Linked DNA regions of Homo sapiens: region 2 is linked to region 1. Evidence: chromatin contacts called from ENCODE Hi-C or POLR2A ChIA-PET data. All regions are on one chromosome and are shown on one strand. Each heading gives the region's core, a stretch centred on a gene start or an enhancer-like site at or near the end of the contact. The rest is flanking DNA. Distances are from core to core; before and after follow the strand shown. Region 1 holds the start of EFCAB6-DT (EFCAB6 divergent transcript). Region 2 holds the start of PARVB (parvin beta).

The links. Hi-C counts contacts between places; a loop is a spot of excess contacts on that map. ChIA-PET counts read pairs that join two places held with the same protein, here RNA polymerase II (POLR2A). Pooled maps may share reads with other maps.
Region 2: a pooled map shows a loop between it and region 1 (9-fold over the local background). The contact joins the promoter of PARVB here to the promoter of EFCAB6-DT in region 1. A Hi-C loop is called at or near these places in 2 of 37 single-sample maps with no recorded cell type and 6 of 50 pooled maps. POLR2A ChIA-PET finds 5 or more read pairs at or near these places in 3 of 52 experiments (CD8-positive, alpha-beta T cell, activated CD4-positive, alpha-beta T cell and activated CD4-positive, alpha-beta memory T cell).

The regions. Positions count from the first base shown.
Region 1 is chr22:43,810,685-43,813,829 of GRCh38, reverse strand. It overlaps EFCAB6-DT (EFCAB6 divergent transcript), which reads right to left and starts at 1,408. Exons shown (of 2, transcript NR_186822.1): 1 at 846-1,408. EFCAB6 (EF-hand calcium binding domain 6) reads left to right here and starts at 1,525. Exons shown (of 32, transcript NM_022785.4): 1 at 1,525-1,662. RefSeq lists enhancers at 118-919, 1,161-1,430 and a silencer at 1,762-2,003.
Region 2 is chr22:44,023,052-44,025,551 of GRCh38, reverse strand. PARVB (parvin beta) reads right to left here and starts at 1,250. Exons shown (of 13, transcript NM_013327.5): 1 at 1,101-1,250. The coding sequence starts at 1,212. RefSeq lists silencers at 743-952, 1,003-1,052, 1,123-1,242, 1,273-1,382.

The DNA of each region.
Region 1 (3,145 bases), core at 159-2,658:
TCTTTAACATCTGGCTTAGTACAAGACCGCTGGATCTCTTACCTTCTTTTGCATTCAATTTGTTGCAATATCACACATCATGTAGCTTCTGGAAAATCCCCCCATATACTTATGAGAGAAAAACAATGAAAAAGCAAGTAAAGTCTTAAGTGTTATGAAAGTATTTTTTGGCCCCATGGACAGTCTGAAAGGGTCTCAGGATCCCCAGGGATTCCCAGACCACACTTAGAGCACTGCCTATAATAAAGAAGGCAAATGGGGAGGGATCCAGGACACAGTTAGAGGGACTGGCCTCTGTAAGAGACCCTCTTTTGGGGCAAGAGGAAAAGAGGCGATGAATGCCAAAGTGATTGTGAAGGAGTGCATTCCATTCTTATGCATTACATTTTCTCAATGGGATAAGACCCATGGTCATTGAGTCCGGTGAGGAAGTAGTGAGTGCGGGAGGTCTGAGACAAGCCATGGGAAAGAATTCTCTTGGTGAACAGGAAAACTAGCTGCCCAGTGAAGTAGTCAGAGTGCCCAGCAGGGACCGCATAGTATCCATCTTTGCAGCACACACCAGGGCACCTAATTGACCTGCCGCAGCCATGTGTGCAAGGAATTCCAAGCTGCACACGTCTGCCTGGCTGCTTCTCTCCCACAGTGAGCAGTGTGGCAGGGTGCCTAAGAGCAAGCTCCATAGGTTCTCATTCTGCTCCTACCCCTGACTGGCAGTGTGTCCTTGAACAAAATGCTCTGTGTGCCTCAGTTACCTATCTGTAAAATGGGAGTAACCACAGCACCCACCTCACAGGGTTGTTGTGAAGACAAATGAAGATGACAATTACATGTAAAGTACATACCTAGGATGGGTGAGTGCCTGGCAAGGGAAGTGCTCCATAGGGTCAGCGACAACAATTACATTCACTCACGTGATTTATGGCGCTTCCACTCGGCCCTCTGTCTTAGTAATAATTCACTCATTTAGCGAATATCAATGGAATGGATGCTTACTGTGGGTATGGGCGGAGGCTGAGGTTACAGCCTGGGCAAAGCAGGCCAGCTCCCGTCCTCACCGGCTGTCTCCTCGAGCAGACAAGCGGACCCAGTGAGACCCGCTACGTGGTGGCACAATGCGAGTCCCCATGACTGCTCACCCTAACGAAGGCGCAGGATGCGGTAGGGGCTTTGCGGACCTCACTGCAGCCAATCCTGACCACAGGCCCCAGTGGGCACGCTTAGCCTTTTACAGATGCAGAGTCTGCTTCTCAGAGCAGGGGGCTGACTTCCCCCGGCTACACGGCCCTATGCAGTTCGGTGGGACCGGGCCGACCGCCCAGCTCGCGCTAAAGCCCACGTAACAGAAACCCGCTCCCATGACACGGGTCGCCAGGGTTCCCGCTCCCCAGAGAACGGGACTTCCGGCGGAAATTTCTTCCGGGAGCGGAGGCGCGGGACTGACCTGGCCCCGCCCCCTCCTCGTTTATCTCCAATTGACCAATCACAGCTCAGCTTCTTGCCAGGCGCGTAGGCTCATTCTCCAGTCAGCGACTGCCGTCGTCTCTCGGGCAACAGCGTCCTAGAGACGCCGAATGGGCAGCCCCTCTGAGACCCCGCGGCTTGGGGTCCGCGCACGCGGGTGCCGGCCCAGCTAGGCGGAGAATCGAGGAGGGGTTCCCGGTAAGGCTGTATTCGGGGTGGCCACGCGCGTGCGACAGGCCGAGGAGGGGCCGGGCGGGCGGGCAGCTCCGTGGGTCTCACTGCCCTGAGAAGGCCGGCGCTGCTGCCCACCCCCAGGGACGAAGGGGTGGTGATTCGTTTATTCAGGTGTTCATGGCGCGTCTGCTTGTGCCAGGCATGTTGTAGGCCCTGGGGCCCTGTGGGGAACAGTAGGGCCCCTGTTCCCGTAGCTTACCTGATATGTGGAGAAGAACGATAAACAACGCTGACGGTGGTGACGTCTTCTTCCCTGCCTCTCTGTGAGAATCAGCTGGGAAATGTGTGTGGAAACGCCCTAAATCTCTCCAGTTTACAACATGTCTCATGCCCCTGATTTCATTTGTGCCCACAGCAGTCTTGTGAATGTCATGATTGACTCCCTCCTGTAGACAGACGAGGACTTGAAACCTGTGGGGTGAAGGGGCTTTTCCAAAGTCACACAACTATCTTAGGAAGTTTCTGAGCCAGAATTCAAACTCATTTCTGTATCACGGCAAAATCTCTGCTCTTTTACACTCTTCTCCCACAGCCTGCACATAATTACCCCTGCCTCCCTCAGAAATTTTGTTTGGAAGCACTTTGTGAGGTATACATCTGTATAGGGCTTACTTGAAGGTTGTCCAAATCACCCCTCTCTCTACTCCCTTCCTTTCTCTCCAAATCTTTGCCTTTCAGGATGTCTTGCCCCTGTTAAGAGGACTCTTCTTTTCTTTTCTTTTTTCTTTTCTTTTCTTTTCTCCCTCCCCTCCCCTCCCTTCCCTTCCCCTTTCTTCCCTTCCTCCCCTCCTCTCTCCTCCCCTCCCCTTCCCCTCCGCTCCCCTCCCCTTCCCTCCCCTCGCCTCTCCTTTTCTTTCCTGATGGAGTCTTCCTCTGTCACCCAGGCTGGAGTGCAGCGATCCCAGCTCACTGCAACCTCCACCTCCCGGGTTCAAGCGATTCTCGTGCCTCGGTGTCCCAAGTAGCTGGGATTACAGGCGCCTGCCACCACGCCCAGCTAATTTTTGTATTTTTAGTACAGACGGGATTTCACCATGTTGGCCAGGTTGGTTTCAAACTCCTGACCTCAAGTGATCCATCCGCCCGCCTTGGCCTAATTTAATATGTGTTCCTAAATGGGTGGCCTTAACAGAAATGCTGTAAATCAATTCTACTTTCATACACTACAGTTCATGTCTTTTATCCATTGCCTTCAATTCAGCAAACGTTTACTTGGCTAAGTTCTGGGGATATGAAAGTGAGTCAGAAATGGCCCCTTTGATTATATGTGAAGATATTTGCCTCCTATCCAGTCTTATTGCAAGATCCTTTGAGGATGAGGATTTTATTTTAGTTATCTGTGCTTTCCCTTTTTCCTCTATGCTTATTTTAATGCTTGGTTCATGATAGGTGATCATAGATATTTATCAAGAAGTGCTTACCTGAGACTGTAAATTTCGCTCTCCAG
Region 2 (2,500 bases), core at 1-2,500, 210 kb before region 1:
ACGCATCCCTGGGGGCACAGGCATCCCTGGGAGAAAATGTCTGGGGAACCAAGCGTTCCCTGCACTGTACAAAAATCCTGGGGAGCAGGTGCATGGGGGCACACACATGCCTAGAGGCAAATCTGTCATATGTCTTCCCGGGGCACACACATCCCTAGGAATACAAGAGTCCCAGGGAAGAAATGAATGGGGGACCTGCATCCCGGGGTACACTAATCCCTGGAGGCACAGGAAGAGTTCCCAGGGGATATGTCAGGCCCAGGTGGTTTAAGGAAACCGTACTGCATACCCGCTATGGGAGGGCTCCTTCCCGGGGACCCACCTGAGGCCGGCCTTTCTCCATCTGCCTTTCCACAGCAGCTCCCCTCACCTCTCACCAATCCGAAATCTCACTATAGGGCATGGTCCCGGGGCAGAACCTCCCCACCCAAGCAGAAAATTCCAGAATGTATCTCCCAGGAGGCCCTGGGCAAGCGGTACACTTAAAGACACCAGACTATCCCTTGCAACTCTAACAATCTTTAAAACGTACGAGGTTGGTAGTGTTTCGTGAGCACACGCAGTAAAAAATTTAAAAAAAAAAATTTTTAATGGGATCTCTGCAATTCTTGCTCGCAGGCCTCCCAGGCCTCAGCCCTGCACGCCCTGAGCCCCGCACCCTGCAGGGCGCCCGCGCAACACCCAGTAGTGGGTCCCCCAGGCCGTGTCTGCCCAGAGTGCCCTGCACACGTGAGCGTCACTGCTCATGGAATGAACGGTCACCCCGCGCGGCTGGCTATGCCGCTGGCCCAGGGAAGAGCTGAACACCCGGCAGGCAGAGCAGGCGCGGGCCCCGCACGGTGGCCCGAGGTCCCCGCCGCGCAGGCGCCCGCACGCGCGTTTGGCAGACTCCGGAGGCCACCGCGGCCCCACGCGCCAGGTCCCGGCCGTTGTTTACGGGTCCTGGGTCAAAGGCCTGGCCTGTCCCGAAGGTCGCGCAGCCGCGTGGGCCGGGCGGGGTGCGTGGGGGAGGGCGGGGGCGGCCTCGTGGGGCTCTAGGGCCGAGGGCGGGCACCGCCGGGCAGGTCCCCGGGGGTCGGCGGGCGCGGGCGCGCACTCACCCTCGCGCGCCCTCCGCTTCCTGGCCAGGGTGCCGCCCAGCTTGCCCAGGAACGACTCGTCCTTCTTCATCCTGCGGGGCCGCGGGGTGGGCGAGCGCGGCGCGGAGGACATGGGCCGCGCGTGGGGCCGGCGGCGGGCGCAGCGCGTGTGGAGCCGCCCGGTCGCCCCGGGGAGAGGCCGAGGGCGCGGCCCCGCCGCCGGCCCCCGCCCCGGTCCCGCCCCCGCCCCTGGCCTGGAGCGCGGCCCCGGCGTCCCGGATGCCCGAGGCCTGCTGGTCCCGGCCAGAGCCGTCCCCGTCCCGCGCCGCCGCTCAAGCTCAGAGAAGGGGCGTGGGGCCACCCCGGGAGCGGCGCAGCCTTTTCCCTACGCGTTGGAGCCCTGGGCTCTGCTCGGCTCCGCTAGTGGTGCCGGATCCAGGCGACAGCGCGACAGACACCATTGCCACGTGGGTGCAGCCTCAGGACGTCCTGAAAGCCGGAGAGAATCAGGTCACACGAACGTGGCCGGTCTGTTGTTAAGCTTCTGCCAAGAGCCAGGCCCGGGGCAGGGGGAGCCCTTCAGAACTGGGAATTGTCCCTACCCACGGGAAGCTTAGAGGATGGAGGGCAATGCGGGGCACAGGTCATTGGCCTGACCTCCAAGGGGAGTTCCAGGAGTTGTTTCTGGAAGAGGCGACGGGGAGGCCCCAGGAAATGGCTTGCAGGCCGGTACCATGAGGTGAGCAGAAGAGCAGGCCCTGGGGACAGTGTGGGGTGCCAGGGAGGGGAGAGGAGGGGAGACAGGCCTCGCATGTGTTGGAAGCAGAGGAAACGGCTTCATCCCGAGGACTGCCAGACAGGGCTATTTTTATTTTATTTTATTTTATTTTATTTTATTTTATTTTATTTTATTTTATTTTATTTTATTTTATTTTGTTTTGTTTTATTTTATTTTATTTTTTTAGACGTAGTCTTGCTTTGTTGCCCAGGCTGGAGTGCAGTGGCACAATCTCGGCTCACTGCAACCTCCACCTCCTGAGTTAAAGCGATTCTCCTGTCTCAGCCTCCTGAGTAGCTGGGATTACAGGTGCACGCCACCACGACCGGGTAATTTTTGTATTTTTAGTAGAGATGCGGTTTTGCCATGTTGGCCAGGCTGGTCTCGAACCCCTGACCTCAGGTGATCCGCCTGCCTCGGCCTCCCAAAGTGCTGGGATTATAGGTGTGAGCCACCATGCCCAGCCTAGATACCCAGGCAGGGCTTTGAGCTGTGATGTCACAGATGTTGCCTCTGGCTGATGGCTGCTCAGCAGGTGCTGGAGACAGAGAAGGCACAGGCAGGCGGACGGTGACTTAGGAGAAAAGCAAACAGATTTCTGAGATGCTCACAGCCAGAAGCCCCAGCCTTGAAGAAGTAGGAG